Linked DNA regions of Homo sapiens: region 1 is linked to region 2. Evidence: read pairs that join two places in POLR2A ChIA-PET (ENCODE). Cell type or tissue: CD4-positive, alpha-beta T cell. All regions are shown on one strand. Links, peaks and the distances in the headings refer to the core of each region. The heading gives the core; the rest is flanking DNA.

Region 1 (11,542 bases), core at 3,478-5,977, 280 kb before region 2:
CTTTTAAAATTCCAGATGCCCACACCACACACCAGACCAATTAATTCAGAACCTCACGGGGGTGGAACTAGGCGTCATTTTTAAAAGATCTCTGCTAAGTTGAGAACTCCAGAACAATGGTTTTCAAATATTGGTGCGCACAAGAATCACCTGACCTGACTGTCAAAAACGCAGTCCAGGGCCACATTTCCAGATTGTCTGATCTGATAGGACTGGCAGAGGCCCAGGAATCTACATCAGCACACCAGGGCTCATGACATAGGAGCCTCAGGACTTTATTTCAGAAGTAACCAAGGCATACGCCTTCTAATTTCATAAAACTTGCTTTATGAAAAGTTTCACATCAACTCAAGTGTTTACAGAACTATGATTTATAAGAATGAGTCATTACTACAAAGTACAACCTGTACCAGCAGTCCTACTCCTTACCATTAAAAATGATCCTGCACACAGAAAACATTTCACCCACATCCTATTTTACTTTACCTCTGAGTGTCATGACTGCAAAAAAGACAACGAGTTTCCCCAGAACAATTCATAGTCTCTATGATTGCCCTTAGGAGTTTGGTTTTTATTAGCATAGAAAGAAGGAATGAATAATTGTTAATAATTTGAAACATCTAGAAATACTTGTATTCCTCTGACTGTGCTTAGGGTTGCTTTAAAAACTAGCAGAACAAAAAGCTCATTTTTATTCAACTGCAATATTTAAAAATTAATAATAACTGAACTTTTAGGACAGCAGTGTCGGTGACCAAAATTTCTAATCAAATTATGATAAATGTGTACCAAACCCATTGTTTTTACAGGGTCTCTGTACTATCTGTGTAATGGCAGGGACCTTAAATCAGTAGTTCCCACATGACTTCAGTTTCTACATTTGCAGGACCTGTGTGTGGCAGTGGCTTTTCAGATTCCTCCTCCTTCTTTGGGCATTACTAGGATAAATGTAATTAAAGTAGTCAGTGAGATCCTCATTAAGCCTGCCTTTCACATCTACTGAGATCCTAGTGGAGTTTCATATAGGTCTTTCACAGTCTCATGGAGGAATCACCATCTTATCACTTATTTTCCTTTTTTTTTTTTTTTTTTTTTTTGACAGGATCTCACTCTGTCACTCACGCTGGAGTGCAGTAGTACAATCTCAGCTCACTGCAACCTCCCTCTCCTGGGTTCAAGCGATTCTCCTACCTCAGCCTTCTGAGTAGCTGGGACTACACCCAGCCAATTTTTGTATTTTTAGTACAGACAGGGTTTCACCACGTTGGCCAGGCTGTTCGGTCTTGAACTCCTGACCTCAAGTGATCCACCTGCCTCAGCCTCCCAAATTGCTAGGATTACACACCTGGCCTATTTTTCTTTCATTTACCCTCATGTCTACTAAAGGCTTGTTGGGATCCTGACTGATATCTGCGCAGTCAGGCAACGGGAGAAAAGTGAAGGAAAGCACACGTGAGATATTGATTGATTGGTTTTGCTTCCTAAAATTCAAAGACATCAAAATATCCAATAGAAAACCTAGCACATCCTTTCTAGTAGCAGTCATTTGGCTGCATGGATTAACAATCCAACCTTCCACCGGATGAAATAACTTTTGGGAAAAAATGAAAATTTTTTTTTTCCAGAAGAGAAGATGCTAAGCACCAAAGAGATGAGCTGGAAGGAAGGTCAGTTTTTCCCCAGTGCATGAAGAAGACTGATTCTAAAGCAAGGAATTCCTGGCAACTTGGCGGTTCTTCGCTCAGTGTCAGAATTTTAAAAACTAACAAATGTCATATTTCAGTTGGCCACAAGATGGCAGGATTTCGGCACATTCCCACAGATAATGGCCTCCTCTTCCCATCAGGATTAATGGATGGTAGTGATTTAAGCGTGACACTCTCTTCTCAAGAGACTTCATACTCTCATAAATGAAATACGAATATGGTTCAAGGACTTATGTTTTATAGTTTTAAAATACCAAGAGTCAGCGATTCACATAATATAACTGGCATCCACAAATGCTAAAGCTATGGAAAAGGTTCTAGTTTTGTTAATGGGCCTCTCATCTATCTCACTGGATGAGGCCTGGGAACCACCTGGACTCTGTTTTCCTTTGCTAAGCCTTTCTCAGAAGGAGCAAGTCTTGCTGCTACTGTGGACACACAGCTTCTGGGAGTTCCACAGGACCACGTGCGGAGAAAGGAAGGGAAGCAAACTTTGAAGGTGGAAATAAAGGAAAAGGTTGTGGGGGAAAAGAGAATGTTTTCACTTTGAGTTAAAAAAAAAAAAAGAGGGACAAAGAAGTGTCCAGTAGGGTACAGCCTGTCAGAAAACCCCAGACTGTGATACAGCTCTAACATATCCATTCATTCGTTCATTCATTTGTCCATCCGGTATTTATTAAGCAATTGTGTCTCAAGGAATGGAAAAAGGGGAAAAAATATTCTACCCTGAAAGAGCCAGTCCATTAGAACATTTCTTGAAAAGACTGAGAAAAAGAAAAATTCCATATGATAACTAGACTAAAACAAAAGAAAACTACAGAGCGATTGGAAAAGGAATTGGCAGAATTACAAACCATGTGAAGAATGAAGAGGGCGCCCTGCAGGGGTTATCAACAAGGAGTAATAGGGGGCCATGAGATCAGATAAAAAGTTAGAAACTGGGTGCTCCTGGGGAGTTGGGGGTTGAACATTTATTCGTAGGAAGGTTGGGACCCCATTTGGTGGGAGGAAGTTGGGACTGGAATTAGAAACAACAACAAAAAGTACTTGAGTTTCATCAGAGATTTCAGGACTGGCTCGTTGTATGACCTTGAGCGATTAGCTAAATCTTTCTAAGCTTCAATTCCTTCATCTGTAAAATGGATCCTGCAATAACTAACTAGGGGAGCTAATAAGGATGATAAAGGTGAAAACATAAGGGAGTGTGCCTGGAATAGAATTGTTCATTATATAATGTCAGTTGTTCTTCTTCCCTGTTGGACCATTTAAGAAAGTTAGCAAAAAATATACGGAGAGCAGGGCCCTCCGTGCTGAATAGCTAAACAGACACACTTTGATCCCAGAAGCCCAGCTCCTCCCCGGCACTCATACCTGCAGTAAAGGCAACGGTGATGGATTCCTGGCCTCAGAAATCCTGAGCTAGATTGATAGAGGCCCTATGCTGCATTCCACCAAGAGGCATGGAAACACACTGTTTGCCTTTTTATATAAACATATATACATGCTCCTCATGATAAGGAGAAAGAGAGAGAGACAGAGAGTTTAAACTATGAACCCTCTTTACACAGTACAATCCCATACTCCTGTTCATGTAACCACACAGCAGGCTGGGTTGTGGTCTCCTAGTTTTGACTGATGCGTGTGTGTGTGTGTCCGTGTGTGTGTGTCTGTGTCTGTGTATGTGTGTGTGTGTCTGTGCCTCTGTGTGTGTATATCCTCATATATGCATGTCCATGTACCTGTACCTGTAACTCAGATGCTGGCCATCTCCAGATGAACCCCATCTTTTCCCCTTTCCAACCTGGAAGCTGATGGTAGCATTTTTCTACACTCTACACAAAGGAAATTCACTCCACAGAGCATTAGGAGTGATGCAGAATTTGCTGAAGTCTTCTTCACCCTATGGCAATTCTTTTCTAAGTCTTCCTTCACCACCACCACCAGTTGGGAATTTGCTTCTCTTTGACCTTCCCTAACACTGCACCGAGCCTTGAACCTGCCCACTGCCCTCCTTTATAATACTGAGCCTCTGCCTCCTTCCCCTTGAACTTCAGCCCTCAGGCTGAGGCACTTTTCTGATGTACAAGGGTCTTTTCAAAGCTTCTTTTCAGCAAAGATGATCCCTTCCTAAAAATAATTTCTGTGCCAGTTATCATAAAGATTAATAATTTTCTCCACATTATAATGTCTATATGACTATAACCGCATACATTATTACATATAGAAATGTTTTTAACATGAAATGGAATCATATGATCATATCATGCATATTGTTTTCTGATTTTCAGTTGCTCCTCAATTATATATTTTGTGTATCTTTCCAACTTATTAGAAATAAGTCAAACTCATTTTTTTAAATTACTGAATAAAATTAGTACTTTAATGTGAGACAAGGTCAATTTCTTTGTGCTGCAATTTTGTTATTGACAAGATAGAACATAATAACACAGAGTTATAATGAGAATTCCTCAGCTACAATATTAGAGACCTTCAGTTGCTTAGAAGAAGTGAGATACTTAAATAATAAAAATTACATTAGCTATATAAATAATGCTAATAAAAGTTGCTAATATTTCATCAGCATTTTTCTATGTGCCAGGACCTATTCATACTCATTTATATGCAACAACTCATTTAATCCTCATAGCAACCCTATGAAGGAGATACTATTATTATTCCCATTTTATAGATGATCTTTCTGAGTCATGGGAAAGTCAGTAAATTGCTCAAGGCAACATAGCCAATAAGTGACATTGCCAAAATGCGTGAGTCTGGCTCTAGAGTCTGTGTTGTTAATCACTAAACCATCTATCATCATCTCCAACAGGAAATACTTTGTACAGGCTTGCTTGCCAGGGACCTGAACTGGCTGTCGTTGACCAAATTTAATAAACGTGCTCACTGCAAGTGGCGCTCCAGCTGATCCTGGCTTGGGGCTCTCTGCACTGCTCCAAATCAGGCAGCCAGGCCAAAAGAAGATATGTAGAGTCCATGGGGAACAAAGCGAGGCAAGGTCTGCTGAGCAAGGCATGGCTTAGAGGGAAAAGTGGGGTTGTGGGGAGAAGCTACAAGGAGACAGAATAAAATAATGAAGAGGAGTGCTGCCAGGCACCTGGCCCAGCTGAGGAAGCCTCTGAGGTGCGCATGCCAAATCTCAGCAGCTCCAAGCCCAGCTCCCAGAATAGCTGGAAGGAGGCACACTGCCAGCGAGCCACTTATTACAGCCAGAGCTGGGAGCACTTAATCAGATGCATCCGGTTTGTGTTCACAAGATATTAGGCGGAAATATGTGGTCAACTGCAATGAATTGGCATGCCCTGTAGTGGGCCAGCCATTGCCGGAAGCCATGTCTCCCACAAATTGAAACCTAATCTTTCTCTCCTCTAAGTGCCTGCCACAACTAACTGATTATGTACATTTAATCTCTGTCTGATATACTATCTAAGGAAGAGGAAATATTTCTTTTTTGTGATGGCTCTATGGAATTGAGAGTGCATAAAGCTAGTAGGACCACATACATGGAACACCCAGGGCAGGTATCCATCAGATAAGGCCAGTCTCCGACCTCCAGCAGGTTACTACACAGTGAATGTCACCTGATGCATCAGGCCCAGGAAGGCTGGCATAGAAAACGTGAAAACATCATGGAGAGGGTTAAGATGACCCTAAGGATTGCTGCCAGGAATTCCCACAAATGACATATCATTGTTGCTAGTTGGCTCCAAAGTCCTCCTGAATTAAGAGCTAACAGTTGGCGATCTCAGTGTATTTGGGGTGTTTACTATTCTTTTGAGTATTTTTTTTCTCCTAAAATTGCATTGCAGACACTCCTGGTGTCCTGTCCAGATTCCCTTACCAGGCCAGTGCACTCATCAACCAGTCGCTGTGACTGTTCCAGAGGATTGCCACCTTACCAGGACATGACTGGAAAAATTGTACTAATCCCACAAGTGTCCTATGGCCTGTGGCAGACTGAAGTGAGGTTACAACAGTTCAGCCACCTCACCCATGGGCAACGCAAACTTTTTATTGCATTTAAACATCAAAATTCCTTGGGGGATCAGTCTGAAGCTAATATTCTCCTAAAACCTTGATTTACCTAGCTTATCTTGCCCTATCTTGCTTCCCTTCCTCCCCTATAGCTTTGTCCTGAAAGTGTTCCCTCAGTAATTCACCTGGACAAAAATCCCTGCCTCAGGCTCTGCTTCTCAGAACCCTGGCCTAAAACAGCATGTAAAATCCTTGTCAGCAAAGACCTTATAGTAAACACACGCCACCAGAGCAATACAATGCAGTTTCCCCAATCTCAGCTATTCATACACACTGCCTACATTATTTTCCCATATTTGCATATTGCTTATACAGCTATTTACCTAACAGTTGTTTGTAAGTAGTTTTCAAACTAACTCCTTTTTCAAAAAACTAGCCTTACCCTAAAAAAATCATAATTCTGCAACCCTGATTTTGAGGCACTAATGAGATTTACCAATTACACAGTGAAATAATGTGTGTATATACATTTACATATGGGCATTAATCTATGTATAACTTAAAATTATTCCATCTTTCACCATGAATTATATGTACATGAACCACATCTTTAAAAACATCATAAAATGAAAAGCATGGTTTGTAAAATCTGTTATTCTACTTTATAGTACTGCTACAGAGCTATCTCATATTGAAGGTAGAATAAATTCTTGCTGATGTTTCTAAATTCAATAAATACTTTTAAATTTTCTCTTAGCCCATGATCTTGCCAATAGTTCTAAGGGGGATGAGTGAAACATGACGTAAAAAGAGGAAAGAAGTATCAATTTTTTAAAATAAAGAAATAATTAAAAAATCCTTAGCATTCTATCTTCAGTGCTTAGATTTTTCTGGGATCATCTGCTAATCTGCTCCTGTCACACAGGAACACTTTACTCAATGATTGAATTGACAGTGACTTGCAAGGAAAGAGGAGCTTCCAGAAACTTGAATTTCCTATTGCAAGGATGATTATCTGACATCATGAAACTCAGATACTCCTTTCAGAAAAGGAAGAGCCATTGGCAGCCATTATGGCAGGTTTTGGACCATACAGGAATGCTTGACATTGCACATTTTCCTCCAAGTTGTAGCAATGAGTTAAACCGCATGACCCTCACAAAGAGTATTTCAATGTGGAAGGTAAAAAGCCAACTGTCAACAAAATACTTTAGAGTCAGGATTTTGATTCTCATCTCCAGCGTAATGTCTTTTCTGATCCATTCATCCTTCATACATTCTTTTGGGAACAATCTAGTACTGAGGAAGTAGAAGCCTAAAGACCACAGTATCTTGAAATACATGCTTTGCACAGTTGCAAAGGTTGCCAAAATCATACATTTCAAACCTGACAGGACAAGTTTAAAATTAGACACTACAGAAACATTGCACCTCTAAATCAGGGAAATGAGTGCAAGCTTGGTATTAAAAAAACCTACTTAACTGTCATAAAATTCTTTCCAAAACTAAAACCTGTTCTTTAGAAAGTAATTCTTCATGTTTTTATCCACCTGGACATGCTTCATTGAATGACAAGATCTGCTGACAGCAGAACTTCAGCTCCATTAATGTATCGATTAATATATCTGTGCATAGAATTTCCTGGTACTGGGTATAGGATTTCTCTGATGCAGGAAAGTACATCAATTTGGTCTTATTCTTTAACTGGCAAGGAGTTTTCTTTTACAAGAGATTTGGTTATATATTCCAGTAGTAGTTACATGAGTTTAATTTTTTTAAGTGCAATCCCTATATGTCCCTTCATTCTCAGAAGGTTTTCTTCTTAAAGGCTCGTTATTGTGACAGTAGTTGCCTGAGTGATCTGTCTGCTTCCATTACTCAATAGCTATAGCCTTAGGAGTCTAATTCTGTCCTTTCTTGTAGCTCTCTAATTTAGCTGAGTGTATCAACAAGAGACATTATACCTTAAAGCCAAGCCAATCCTCTCTCCATGGTGGAATGTGGACCAAAATATAAGAACTTTTAATTATATATTTTAAATTTAAAAAATAAGAAAGTAAGCTTTTCTAACACATCATATATGGATTTATACTGGTGTCCTAATGTATTCATATGGAAAAGAAGCAAGTGTCACATATGGTCACCAAGGCATGCTGGGAGAAAGGCAGAAATTCTAAGTATAGAGGAGGGGTCAGTGCTGGCTTCATGCCATAGACTTCATGCCATCTTGCAAAAAACATGGACTAAACATAATACCAATAATTCACAGACAAAGAAAAATTGGCAGAAACTTCCATTTCTAATTTGATCTCTTTATAAGCACATCAAAAGGTTGAAAACAATGAGGATGTAATTAGATAAGACAGGAAGTAAGCCAAAATGATTTGAAATTATCCAGGCTGTTTGAATCTCATGCTAGGTGTGTTTGCTGCTTTGAAATGTTTGCAAATGATAATGTGGAGCCATCATGATTAGTGAGACGTTTGGGATCTGAGCATCCAGAGAACGCACACAAACATTTACAATTTTTTTCCAGTGATGTTTCAAGCTGCATTAAGCCCAATTTGCTGACCTGTTCAGGGAGAACTAGTGATTTTCAGTAATGTGCTACCCAGAAGATATATTTCTCAAAATAAATATATAATCTATTCCTTCAAGGTAAAGGTGAGTTTTTTTTAACAAAGAGTGAGAACCTACCTGTTTTTTTTTTGTTTTTTTTTTATTATACTTTAAGTTTTAGGGTACATGTGCACATTGTGCAGGTTAGTTACATATGTATACATGTGCCATGCTGGTGCGCTGCACCCACTAACTCGTCATCTAGCATTAGGTATATCTCCCAATGCTATCCCTCCCCCCTCCCCCCACCCCACCACAGTCCCCAGAGTGTGATATTCCCCTTCCTGTGTCCATGTGATCTCATTGTTCAATTCCCACCTATGAGTGAGAATATGCAGTGTTTGGTTTTTTGTTCTTGCGATAGTTTACTGAGAACGATGATTTCCAATTTCATCCATGTCCCTACAAAGGACATGAACTCATCATTTTTTATGGCTGCATAGTATTCCATGGTGTATATGTGCCACATTTTCTTAATCCAGTCTATCATTGTTGGACATCTGGGTTGGTTCCAAGTCTTTGCTATTGTGAATAATGCCGCAACAAACATACGTGTGCATGTGTCTTTATAGCAGCATGATTTATAGTCATTTGGGTATATACCCAGTAATGGGATGGCTGGGTCAAATGGTATTTCTAGTTCTAGATCCCTGAGGAATCGCCACACTGACTTCCACAATGGTTGAACTAGTTTACAGTCCCACCAACAGTGTAAAAGTGTTCCTATTTCTCCACATCCTCTCCAGCACCTGTTGTTTCCTGACTTTTTTAATGATTGCCATTCTAACTGGTGTGAGATGGTATGTAGAAAGCTGAAACTGGATCCCTTCCTTACACCTTATACAAAAATCAATTCAAGATGGATTAAAGATTTAAACGTTAGACCTAAAACCATAAAAACCCTAGAAGAAAACCTAGGCATTACCATTCAGGACATAGGCATGGGCAAGGACTTCATGTCCAAAACACCAAAAGCAATGGCAACAAAAGACAAAACTGACAAATGGGATCTAATTAAACTAAAGAGCTTCTGCACAGCAAAAGAAACTACCATCAGAGTGAACAGGCAACCTGCAAATTGGGAGAAAATTTTCGCAACCTACTCATCTGACAAAGGGCTAATATCCAGAATCTACAATGAACTCAAACAAATTTACAAGAAAAAAACAAACAACCCCATCAAAAAGTGGGTGAAGGACATGAACAGACACTTCTCAAAAGAAGACATTTATGCAGCCAAAAAACACATGAAAAAATGCTCATCATCACTGGCCATCAGAGAAATGCAAATCAGAACCTACCTGTTTTTAAAGGGACTTGTCATGCAAAATATATTTGAGAACTGCTATCAGCTAATGTTTGGATCACTATGTGATTTTGTTGCTGAAAATCATGTCACTTACGAAAACTCTCATATCTGCATGCTTAAAAATACAGCCATAAATTTATTATTTAACCTATATCAAAAATATCCCAAATAGTTTTGATGGATTTTGAATATTTTTAAAAATAGAAATACAACATATTACTACTTATTTTCAAGAGTGATCAACATCAGGGAAAATAGAAATACAATAACTGAATTTTAACGAAAACCTTTGTGTAATTGATGGGTGGAATATAAAAATCAGTATCATAATACAATAAGCATAGACAACTCTGTACTTCATTTATTTAGTTCTCTAAATATTTGAGGATATTTTAAAAGATATGATAGCCATTACAATCAATTTCTAAAATGAACAGAAATGAGAAACTTCCACTTCTTCCAAAAATGGACTAATGGAAAACAGATTTACCATCCTACTTGAAATGGGGGGAAAAACCAGAGAAAATAAATAAAACCAAGATTTTCATGACATTGGACATCAGGCAACAAAAAACAGTGATCCATGACAAATGGGAAACAAATAAGATAAGCCTCAGTGGATTCCAGCTTACTGCCTTCAGAGAAATTCCAGGCAGCAACTTAAGGAGGGGAAACATGGACAGAGTCAAGTGAACTCCCTGAATTGAGGGAATAAGCTGAGAGTCCATAAAATCCAAGGTGGCTAGACTTTGCAAAGCAGAGTAGCAGAAAAGAGAAAGCTACAAAGTGAGAGGACCCCAAAGACCTGCAGAGGATACATCCTCAAGCGATAAGTAGAATGCTCATTAGTGCATGTATGTGAGGAAATTACCCAGTTCCAGGGAAGAACCACCTGAAAGGATTAGAGAGAACAACAGCCAGTGCTCATACAGGACTGGGAACAGTGCTAGTTTCCACCAGCCAGCCTGGAAAACTTCATAAATACCAGTGCATTTGTTAGAGGACTCAAAAAGAGTCTTGCCTCAGGAAGGTGAATAATTAGTGTGCTCAGGTTCCACCTGCCAAATCAAAAACTGTCTCAACAGGATGAGCTGTTTTGCACTAACTTAACTGTATCACAGAACTAAATTCAAGAATATATGTCACAACACAAAATATACACTACCCAATAATGTAAAGTTTATCATTTCTGATGCCCATTCAAAAATTACTTAACACCTAAAGAAGCAGGTTGCAATCCATGCAAAAGACAAAAATCAATTTAGTGAAGCTGATCCAGAACCGTCAGAAGTTTTAGTTAGCAGACAACATCTAACATTTATTATAACTGTATTCCATATGTTGAAAAGTTAAGTAGAAACATGAAAGATACTTTTTAAAAGACCCAAGTAAAGTCCTTGGAAATGGAAGCAATAATACCCATAGTGAAAACTAAACTAGATAGGAGAAACAACAGATTAGATATTGCTGAAAAAATATTACTGAATTTAAAGACATAGTAATAGAAACTTCCTGAAATGAAACAGATTAGAAAAGGAAAAAAGCATCACTGCTCTGTGGAACAATTTCAAGAAGCCTAATAGTCATGTAATTGGAGTCCTCAAAGGAGATGGGAGGGAGGAGAAGAAATATAAGATGAAATATGGATAAGTTTTTCTTCCAAATCTGAAGAAATATATAATATAAATGCACGGATCCAATAATCTCAATAAATACTAAGTATATGTTGAGAGATATGAAGAAAATCACACCAAAATACATCATGTGCAAACTGCTCAAAACCAATGATAAATAGAAAATTCTAAAAGCAGCCTGAGAAGTGAGACATGTTAGGTACAAAACAACAAGAATCAGCATAATGGTAGATTTCTCATTAGAAACAATTAAGTGAGAAATAAATGGAGTGAAATCTTTAAAG
Region 2 (11,542 bases), core at 3,027-5,526:
TTCCCCCTAATTCTCAGAATAACTATAGATGCAGTCACAGGATATTTTAAAATCTATATTAATGGGTGTTCTATTTGACAAGTGGTTTGAATATCTGAAACCAGGCATTTAAATCAACAGTCTGAATTAGAATTGAAGTGAAGCTAAACTATTTTGCTCCTACTTAGCTGAATATCAGTGAGGTCACAGACTAAGTAGTTGATGAGCTACTTATCTTGAATGAATGATATCCTTGTATCATCCATACCTCTGTTTTAAGGGTTATATTTATAAATTTTATAGTAATTTAAAAACAATACAGAAAGTCACACCTAGTAGTGCAGCTTTATTAAGAATGTCTCTTAAAAGCTTAGTCTTCACCGGAATCAGTATATGTAAACTGACCATTTTTATTTTCTCACACAAGCTGCTGTTTAGCTGTCAAATGATGTTACAGAGGTTTCTTAAAATAGGCTTAAGCATAGGAAGAATAATATCCAAGAATAAGCTTCAAGATAACTAATGAGGCATATAAGTGCTTCATTTAACTGAATGCAAAATGTAATCACCTGGTAGCAGACTAATTAACACAAAGTAAGTTGAAAGAAATATATCTGATTACAATAAGGTCATGTGTGAATAAAAACTGATTTTGTCAATATTGTAGCATTTAAGCCCGCACATTTATATTTCACAGAATGGATTAATATTTAATTGTAATTAAGGTGCTTGTCATATTAATTAATCCCAATAGGTAATTTACTGATATCTATTCACAGTTTATATTACTAACTCTTGCAACTTTTTCATCTTTCCATCTGTTGTCTATTAATGCACACAGGCGTAGGAGTATATTTGCTTTCTTAACCCTGCTACCCTCATGTCTTTGGACTGATTATCTTTTGGCATTTTATATTAATCCTTGGTAAGTGATTTTTTTTTACTGTTTAACACAAACTCTTTAAAAGTTAGCTTTCAAGAAGTAAACAAAAAGGAAAGTTTCTTTTTAACTATTTTGTATGTTCAGTAACATCTAAAGTTATTAATCATGTATTGAAGTGAATTAAAGCAGTTACCGGTACAAAGATATTAACTATAAGGTTTTCCGTTAAATTTTTTTCCGTGATGTTGTTGGCAAGCGTTTTTTCCCATTTAGTACTAGTTATTTGTTTCTTCATTGAGTCAATCCATTGGCCTCTCATCTTTGCAAATAATGCTTTCCATTTTCCATTATCATCTTCATCCATTAGAGAGCTCCAAATTTCCAAGAAGGTAGAAATGCATTAAGATGGAGAAATCAGAGTCTATACAATCCTCTGTATCTGAGGCCTCCTTGTTTTTATAATAATGCTAACTCAGTGACTATTAAACAGCTGACTATACGCAAGCCTCTTTGTATGATTATCTGATTTAATTTTCCCCCGCAATCCTGCAGAGAGTATTACTAGTCCCATTTTAGAAATGTGGAAATAGGGGCTTACGGAGATTTACTGTCTTAGTAGCACATTCCACTATGTACAGAATCCAGGTTCCAAACTCAGGTCTCTCTGAAATCTATTCTTTCCTCTGTAAAGAGCAGACTCCTTTAATTTCTTATTTTCTTAACTTCTGGATCATTTTAATAATCAAATCTTGAAGTGTTCCTTTTGACTTTTTAATATGTAATGATAACAGTAACCTTGAATTCTGAGACTAAAGAATTAAGAACTCTTTCTTTTCCTGTGCTATAAGATAAAAGGTAGCAGTTTCCAGGGGAACTGACAAGAAAATCATTGTCCTTAAATATTAATACCTAGTGTTTAGGTACTAAATTATGTACAGACAGATCCATAAATGTGGACAACTTGAAAAGGTCTCAGAAGAAAACAATAAAAATATCTCATAGACTGGAAAAAAAATAGCTTATGGGGTGGTGGTGCGGGTATGAAAAGCAATCTGGAGCATTTATTTATTCAAAAAGACAATTGACCAAATGTTCTCCAGCTCCTCCAAGGACAGAATAAATACAGCTGGCAGAATTTAGGATTTCAAGTTGCACTGGAAGGAACATAAAAAAGGATTTCCTCAAAATAGAGATTGTTAATTCCAGAATTCATATCTTCTTTTAAAAAAAGAGACTAGAGGAAAGCTTTTGAAACAAAGTAGACATGATGTGTAGGTAATAAAGTCAGAGGAATGTGCTAGATGCTGAGGACCCATTCACTGTTATTCTAAGTTCATTGTTACAGTTTTTAGTATAGGGCTTCAGCACAGTCAACTCCGTATTTTCAGTATTTGACATCAAATAGTTTTCAGGTATGAATAGCACACATAAATTCCATTTCAACCTTCAAAATATACATTTACTTTTAACTGAACATCTACTAATCATCCTCAAATAGTGTGCCTACCATTAAAATACTAACAGCAAATACCCATAAAGTATCCCAGATTGCAAATAAAATGAAAGAAAGATGCATATATCATTTCCTTGCTTAATTCTCTGAGACTTTCTCATTTTCCACAGTGCGTTTTTAAGCTTCTGTAAGGTAGGCCTGTGCAAGTAAGCATGTATTCCTTAATAGGCCTCATTGATGAACATATGCTCAAATTTCAGCAACCCTCACAAGGTCTGCTATTTCTAATACCAATCAAATAGCACGAGGCCCAACTTATGGGGAGAAAATACCCTTCAGTAATTTTTAGAAGAATCACCTTGAAACTGTAAATGGTTGTCTCCAGTTGAGAAGAGAAGGTAAAACATAGAGCTGCATGCTTTCTGTAACTTCAGTAAATTTCACACATATCAACTAGTAAAAACATACTGGATATAAACTATGTTCTCAGCCCTTTTGTACAATGCCAGATACAAAAGAAGTGAAATTCATGCTCCCCGCTCGTGGAAATACAGCTTCTACTCACACAACCACTCCAATTCCCTGTTTGCTTCATCTAATAACTTGTGGTTATTTTCCCCTGCTTTCATTGGCTAAAGAGTCATTTTTAATCCTCCTAATGATGTGTTTGTCTTCATATTTCACCTACCCTGTGAACAACAGCTGCAAATAACAAGAGCCATCTCCCCAGACGCACACTGCCTAACACACTGTCCAACTTCCTTTCTAAACTGTCGGTTTCTTGGAAATATATGTTCCTGTTGATTTTCTAAAACCCATCTGATGCCACTAGTGGTTTGTGTGGAAATCAAAAAACTCTTTCTCTCTCTCATAGTGTTGCTCGAATCTCTTCCTGGGGTGGTAGCAGAATCAGTGTGGAGCACCAGTACCCAGTTAGGTTGGTCTCAGGATTGTGTTCTGCAAGGATTTCTGACTTTCAGAACTTAAGAGTATGTTTCCTATTGAAAGAAATCATCTAAGTTGAACTAGCTATATCTAGATTCAGTGTTAAATCTTTTTTTTTTTTTTTACTGCCATAATGACCCTCATGCTGTACTCAGGTATTTATCTGCTTGTTCTCAATCCTAGGCAGTTGGCATTTTAAGCAAGAAGTGGCATTTAGTTGAAAATGCTCAGCTTTACTCCTGATGATTGCACATTCTATTTGAAGAATGATATAATATACTAAAGTCCTTTTTAAGGTTTGGGGATGGTTTCTGCTTAGCTCATCAAAGAGTAAGCAGCACTTACAAAATTGGAGACTTTTAGAGTTTTGTTTTGTCTTGTTTTAACTATTATAAATCTCATGTCCTTGCTATTGCTTTTTCGGAATGAATTGCAGTATGGATGGCTTTCCAAGACTGTCATAACCATGGCTAATTTATGCAGAATGTATCTTAACTTTTTGAAGTCATTAGGATTTTGAACCTTACCTAATATAAGTGAAAGAGAAAAAACTAAAAGTGCACAATCCTCTATGCATATATGCTGTAGGTATGTCTGATGGGGGTTATTTATTGATTTGGAAAATCTTTTGCAATGAAAAGGCGAACCCTACATGTCACACAAAATCGTCACTGTAACATGTGCACATATTGGCTCTTTCCAGAATGTGCTTAAGTTAAAATTGCTAGCAAAGCCTTAATTTGCGTGAATTTTCCCCTGGTTTTAGTCTCGGAATTAGCACAGCAATTGAAAATGTAGGAACATTTTATCAGTGTTGCTGTGGAGTTTCATAATTCAATCCTGTCATGTTCCACAGCCTTAGGATACAGAAACTCCTTGGAATCAGCAAGATCTAAATAGAACAATGAAAATTGTATACAAATCATGATTACTTATGCCAATAAGTATATGATAATATGTCATACAAAACATGTAGTGGAATTATACGTTATATTGAAAGTTCATTCAATAATGAATGAGATTGAAAGAAAAAAAATGTGTCTCTCCTCCATGAATCAAGTTTCTACGCAGCTGCCGAGTAGTAGCAGCTTAATATTTCAGCACTGAATTTATTCAGTGTTACCCTCTTACATACATTTGTTACTTCCTAGTTTCTTTTAAAGCCTGTTTGGATAGGAAAGTATTTTTTTGTTCACTCCTGATCACAAAATGTGTTGGCAGCCTCCTGACTTTACCAGAGCTGTTAGTCATCTCCGCTGACATTCTGCTTTCCGAAAGCACTGAAGTAATTGGCTCTTACTACAGGAAGTAAATGTGGAACTCCTAAAACTAACTAAATTACCATCACGGGGCTGAATAAAAAACATGATCAATAAATATTCCTTTAGGTTCCCAAATGCCTATAAGATACAGCTATGTCCAACATGATAGTGTTTTTTGAGGGGATCAGGGAGAGGCAAAGTAAAAACTGGACTGATTTTTCCCTCTAAATCTCAAGTGTGGAAGACAAAGAGGATGAGGGAGAAAAAATAGAACAAGAACCATTGAATGGATTGTTTTCACTTAGAAGTGGGAAGAAATTAAAACTACCTGAAAACCACAAACACCACTTGCCTTCGTGGACGTGTTCCTACATTTCTTGACCTGCATTATTTTCTCTTCATCCACAAGTCCCATCTTTTCAATCAGAACATCACAAGCCCAAGTCTAGTATTCAATTGTTAAAGGAATCATTAGGTGAAATTCAGAGGGTAACATGGCAGAGATTATTTTGTTTCAGTTCAACTGAATAAGCATTTATTGACCACCCACTAGGTGTTTCATTAACTATGCTCAGCCCTGGGGGGAAGCTATAGTGAGTGTAGCAAGGTGTGTACCTGCAACTAACAATCACACAATGTGAGAAACTCTCCGTTTGCAAAGTGCTGTGAAAGCACAAAGTACTGCTTCGTCCTGCTAAAAGCTTTCAGGAAGTGGAGATATCCAAACATTCATAATTTTAAATATAAATAAATATTTGGACACATTAAAGTACTAAGATTACAACTGGTTATTTACTATAGACTGTTTATTTTCTGAAAAGTTGGGTGCTTCTATCAAAATTATGTAAAGACCTCTGAAAATTACTTGCAAAAAAGTTTGCTGTAACATCACTTGTACAGTCAATCATGTTTCTGTATTTACTATTTATAGACAACAATAAGAATACAATCACAAAGTGCTTCAATAGATACTGTTAGCCTTAGCTAACTTAGGTAAGTTATCTTACTTGGTTGGGTGAAAATCATTACCTTAATTATCTCCTAAACAAATGTAACTAACTAAAGCATGCATTAGCATTTCCTGTGTTTGAGCTTATAGACTAGTAATGATGAAGAGCAAGCAGGTAATAGGTCCAGTTCTTCAGATAGCTTAAAAATTAGTTCAAGATGGAATAAAAACAACGCCATAGTAGAATTATACAAGGTACATGTCCACACTGACAGCACACATTCACATCCCCAGAGAAAAATGTCAGAAAATGTTATTTTAGTCTTTAATTAAGAAAACAACATTCCACCGTCTCTTTATTAGTTCTCCATTTATTCCCCCATTCTTCCTTCCTGCCTGTAGAAATTGGAGTGTTCAGGTGGTAGATAGATACTTCTATATATTTACAAACTGCTTTAGCAACTTAATCAACAGCAGTTAGAAATTTCATTTCTAGAACTCAGTTTTTGGCAAATGGGAAGTATAAAGTGCAGATATGTTCATGCAATCTAGTAGAGTTTTAAAAAATGAATCTGAAATTATTATTATCTTCTCATGTAAGGAAAAGTAAACAAACCTGATATGTGTTTAATGAAAATTAAATAAAACTGAGGTACCTGATGTAATTATTTAAAGCTGTTCAAGTTTAATTATTATGTTAATCAATTCTTCTGCCCAGATAAATTTGTCTTTTCTTTTTTAATTATCAGGAGTAAAAATGGTTTAAAGAAGAGGAAACTGACAAAGTAAGTTTTTCTTACTATGTCATTTAAAAGGATGTTTGTTATAATAATCTTAACGTTCCAATTAAAGATTGCTTGTCTTCAAAGAGAAGGGACGCTTAAGAAAGAGGCAAATGCATATTACAATAGCTAAGCACAATAATGTACTGGTTGTTTATGCCTGAGTGGCAGTGGCCACTAGAAAAGTGTATCACAGAAATCACATCAGAAATAAGGACAATGTTTATCATATCAAATCTGAGAGAGTGGATCGTTAGCAATTTTTAAAGTCTTGGAGGAGGAAGTATGGTATTCTAAATACAGTATATGAAAATCTAATATTTAACTACATCAAAGGGTTTCAAAAATCCTTTTAGTATTTTGAAATTCTGTGTTTATTGCAGGAAAAGGCTTTTACTCTATTTGATGTTATAATAGATACTTTGATAATGCTTTCTCAAGAAACCTGTATAATAAATAGAAAAGATAATTAATCTAGCCTGTGGTTTTCCTTATCTATTAAACCATTAAATGAGAAGAATTACTATTGTGGTAAGTGAAAATTAACCCCCAGTTGATTTCAAAAGCCTATTAGATTATCACCTCCATGCCTTTTCTTAGTTATAATTCTACATATGAAAAGTGGAACTTTCCTTTATATAGAGTTTGTTCTTGATACCTGCCTGGATAGAACATTGGTGAATTAGTACAAGAAGGAAATTAGGGGGTCCAGCCAGGTCTGTGGCATCTATGCTTATGGAAAGAAATCATGAGTAATCCATGACATAATCCAAAAGAAAAGTTGATGTAAAAATGTTTCTAGTTAGTCTTGAGTGGCATATAATTTTATGGCATATATGAAAACAGAATAATTTTTTCTAAGTCAATTTCATTTTTTATTTTTATTTTTTAATTTATTTTATTTTATTTTTTGGAGATGAAGTCTCGCTCTGTCACCCAGGCTGGAGTGCAGTGGCACAATCTTGGCTCACTGCAACCTCTGTCTCCCAGGTTCAAGTGATTCTCCTGCCTCAGCCTCCCCAGTAGCTAATACTACAGGCACACGCCACCATGCCTGGCTGATTTTTGTATTTTTAGTAGAGACGAAATTTCACTATATTGGTCAGACTGGTCTCGAACTCCTGACCTCATGTGATCCACCCTCCTCAGCCTCCCAAAGTGCTGGGATTACAGGCATGAGGCACCGTGTCCAGCCTCTAAGTCAATTTCAAACCAGCATACATTCCACTGGCTTATACCAACTGATGTAGGAGAGATAAGACCAGACTGAATAGAGGAGAGGGTACCATCACCTGGGAGGGATGATTTCACAGAAACAGAAAGACTTTGTTACCAAAAACTGTTGGTTGGGTTGGCAGGTGAGCTAAAGAGGCAGAGACTAGAGCATTTAGAAGATAGCGTCCTTGGACGAAAAGGAGAGACTGTCAAGGCTTGCTCCTCCCATGACTCAGGCAAAGAAAAGAAGGAGAAGCAAGACCCAGACAAAAGATAGGGTAGAGATTAGGAGTGGTAGAACATACCCACAAGCAAAAAAAAACTCACATCAATTCGGCTTCCACCTTCCCCCCTCTCATTTTCCTTTGACTCCTCTCTCCTTCTCTAGAAGACATTTCTTGAAAGGCTTTCCTCTCACCTTTTTATTTGCCTTCTCTACCATTTCTCTTTCCCTCCAAATGCCCCACCACTACCATATCCCCCTGGTTCCCATTTTCTATCTCCACTTGTCTTCATTCCATCCTTCCTTTCCATCACCTCCTCTTTTTCTTTTTCCTCTGTAGATATTTGTCCTTTTGGTCTCTACTCCCTTCCAGCTTTCTTTTTCTTCTCCTTGTCATTCTCCTTCTCCCTTATGTCCATTCTTCTGTTTGCTATTCCTTCCTCTCTCTCTCTTTTCCCTCTGCTTCTTGCTTTTACTTCTTTTAACCCATTAATACTTTGTCTGGTTTGCCTTCTGTATACATGTGCCCATTTTCCTAGTAACAAGATGAAAGCTAGAGTTGTTAAATCCAACTTTAAGGTCGATACACTGCCCAAAGACACCAGCCAGAGAGTGCAGTTCTAAGGGGGTTCATTCCAGGAGAGGAGTCCCAACTTTAGCCCATTCTTTTGGAAGGATAACAAGTTTGAAGTGGGAAAAGCTTTGAACCAGGACTTACTCTCCCTGGATTCCAGTGAGAATTCTACTGCTTAGTAGACATGTGATGTTGGGCTACTCACTTAACTCTCTTAGCCGTGGCTCTCTCAGCTGGAGCATGGAGCTAATGTTGTCTATTCCTACCTCAGGGATCAATTAAGCAAGATAATGCATGTGACTATTTATGAAGTGTAGCGTGTTTTATAAATGAGTTATTGTTATTAAGTAAAAACATTTCAGTTTAAAGGTATTCTCTGGAAGATATAACGCCCTCTAAAATTTACTAAAATGTTAACATAAATGAATTAATCAGATTAGCTAATCAACAACTTTAAATGAGCATTATTAAATACTATGTATTTTCTAATTGGACATAAGACCACAGTTAGGCCAGGTGCAGTGGCTCACACCTGTAATCCCAGCACTTTGGGAGGCTGAGGCAGGTGGATCACTTGAGGTCAGGATTTCAAGACCACCTTGGACAACATGGTGAAACCAAATCTCTACTAAAAATACAAAAATTAGCCAGGTGTGGTGGCACCTGCCTGTAGTCCCAGCTACTTGGGAGGCTGAGGCAGGAGAATCGCTTGAACCTAGGAGGCAGAAGTTGCAGTGAGCCGAAATAGTGCCACTACACTCCAGTCTGGGTGACAGAGTGAGACTCTGTCTCAAAACAAAACAAAACAAAACAAAACAAAACAAAAAAGACCACAGTTAGATGATATAAGCTGAGTAACACACCACAAGACCAAGGGAAGGGTCAACTATAAAGACCCTGCCAAAGTGGAAAGGCTTGAGTTAGATGACAGAATGTGGAATTCTGCAGAAGCAGAGAGCTACTTTAGAGAGCAAATTGGTTTAGGTAGGCTCTAGAGGAGATAAGCAGCTACAGAAAACTACAGGAGATAAAACTTGATTCTTATTCTCAAAAAAAAGTGAGAACTTCTGCTGCGGATGCAGAAACATAGCTCAGATGTGTTACTTGATTGAACCTCTGAGCCATTTCCATACTTTTATAGATATGCAAGCCTCTAAAGATAACTCACTCCAGTGAGACCCTGGGAGCTTTCTGGACAAAAGTTTCATCCCACTGATCCTGCCTCTGCTTTGGGGAGACTGTAGCTAGCAGCACAATTCCTTATACTTGTAAAGCTGTTGAAACTTACAAAGTTCTTTATGTACTGTATGTCAACCCTGTAGCTGTAACTACTGTATTTTATGGATGAGAACATTGACTCTGAAGAGTTAGGCGATTCTCTAGGATAACACAGTCAATAAAGCAAAACCATAACTCAAACAGGTCTTTGGAATCCATTCCTTTGTTATTTTCCATATGCCAGAGTTTTTTAGAAGCAACACAGATGGGGGTGTGTGTATACGAGTATGCATATATATACTACTGTACTGCTACAGTAAGAGCCAAGTGGAAATCTAGAGATTTCTCCTATCAAGGAAGCTGGATATATATGCCCTTCTTTTCAATTGCAATATATTAAGGATTGGTAACTTGAACCAAAAAAAAAAGGTGAGTGCTAACCTTAGAGAAGTAAAACTTCTATTTTCTCCAAGAAGATTAAGAAGTATGATATTAAACAATATATAATACCTATCAACAAGAATTTTAAAATGTATGTATATTTCTTTGTGTTTGGCAAAGCCCGGTTCAACTGGATGACTTTGATGCCTATATTAAGGATATGGCCAAAGACTCTGACTATAAATTTTCTCTTCAGTTTGAGGTGAGTTGGTTAAGGCATTTTCTACCTTCTGTAATGGAAAGGGCCTGGGAATTGGGGGGTTTGTGTTGCGGTCATGTCCCTGCTCACTGGCAGTGCGTAACAAAAAGGGTATTGGCCTGGGGATTGCTGATCTGCTGGTTTAGAGCAAGGGTTGTCAATCCTTGCTTAGTAGGCAAGGCCTCAGGTGGCACAAATGAGATGAGGGGAAGAAGAGAATAGGTGCAGGTACTGAGGTGAGCAAACATGGGTATAGTAGAAGCCATCATTGAAAACCAGGGAAATCGAGAGTACAAGAAGAAAAATGCAAGCTGAGGCATGAAGCCTGAGACAGAATTTCCCTTTCAGGGGATTTGTAGTGTTTCTCATGCTTCTTAGGCCACAGTAGTGGCGGATAGTGGATAAAACTGACCCCCTTTGTGTCCTGGGCACATAACATCCTGGAGTAGGGCTTTTCAAGCTATAGGACTCCTGGCATTCTACTTAATAACTTTTGTGCAGTTTTATTTTCTTTCCTTGGACAAATTGGGGAGATAAAGTTACACATGATTTGTGTTAAGAAAAAAATTGACAACATCTCTTTTTTTCCGAAGGACACATATTTCTTTGGATCTAAAACCATATGTCAGAAGAGATGGAAGTGAGTGAGTCTAATATCTCAGCAGTGTGGGGGAAGATAATTAGTTCTCACTTTTTCTTTCTACATATTTTATAGCTCATAACACAGTCTAAATGGCCCCCCATCCTTCAGGTTTCTATAGCATGGCTTGAGTGGTCAGTGATTCAGGGAAAAGGGGAAGATAAAGTGATTTTTCTAAATTCTGTAGTTTTTTTTTTTTATAAAGCCTTTTAAGTGCTCTTTTCTATTAAGGTAGCTGCTTTTTCTTCAGTTTTTAAAATCATTTCTCCTTTCCACTTCTCAGCCAAGGACAGCTTTAGTCTGCAAAAAGCATCAGTGGTCCTGGTGTGGAGACACTAATGGGGAATTTGAGGATGAGAAGAATCTTATACATTACCAAATACAAAGACCGCTAACTACCACCTGTGTCCTGAAAAATTCCACACAGAGCCTGCTCACTTATCCATTGTATCCAGGTGCATAGGATATTATAGATGCTACACCAAATGCTATACTCAAAGAAATTCAATTTGAATTGGAAATGAATGAGGAGGATGGCATTTCAGAAAGTATATCAAGGAAAGGAGGACTTTTTTTCTAAGCAAACATGAGGCAAAACTCTGAAAAAATAAATAGCTAGATGATTCTAACGATGATAGAAATTATGGTATAGCTACACTTTTACCTTATTAAAGCCACATTTTCTTAATTCCTTCAAGATGGCATGCCCTTGGTGGCACAGCTGGATCATAACCTCTGCTGGCAACTCACAGTTTATGTCTTGAAACCCAAGCATAACT

The links. Peaks named below come from ENCODE experiments on the same cell type or tissue, not always from the same donor. Only the 100,000 strongest peaks of a DNase experiment are listed, where the experiment ranks them.
Region 1: POLR2A ChIA-PET joins it to region 2 with 5 read pairs; 2 of 35 experiments call an interaction of 5 or more read pairs at or near these places.

Annotation. Positions count from the first base shown.
Region 1 is chr12:15,274,480-15,286,021 of GRCh38, forward strand. All of the region lies in intron 2 of LOC105369673 (a long non-coding RNA gene), which reads right to left. Among named protein-coding and RNA genes, the nearest start is that of PTPRO, 42 kb to the right of the region's middle. In CD4-positive, alpha-beta T cell, for the core only: no CTCF peak of the experiment used is centred there; no DNase peak of the experiment used is centred there.
Region 2 is chr12:15,559,373-15,570,914 of GRCh38, forward strand. It overlaps PTPRO (protein tyrosine phosphatase receptor type O), which reads left to right. Exons shown (of 27, transcript NM_030667.3): 17 at 821-904; 18 at 6,221-6,256; 19 at 10,045-10,126. Among named protein-coding and RNA genes, the nearest start is that of EPS8, 220 kb to the right of the region's middle. In CD4-positive, alpha-beta T cell, for the core only: no CTCF peak of the experiment used is centred there; a DNase peak (open chromatin) is centred at 4,509; H3K4me3 peaks cover 1,496 bases; H3K27ac peaks cover 1,931 bases.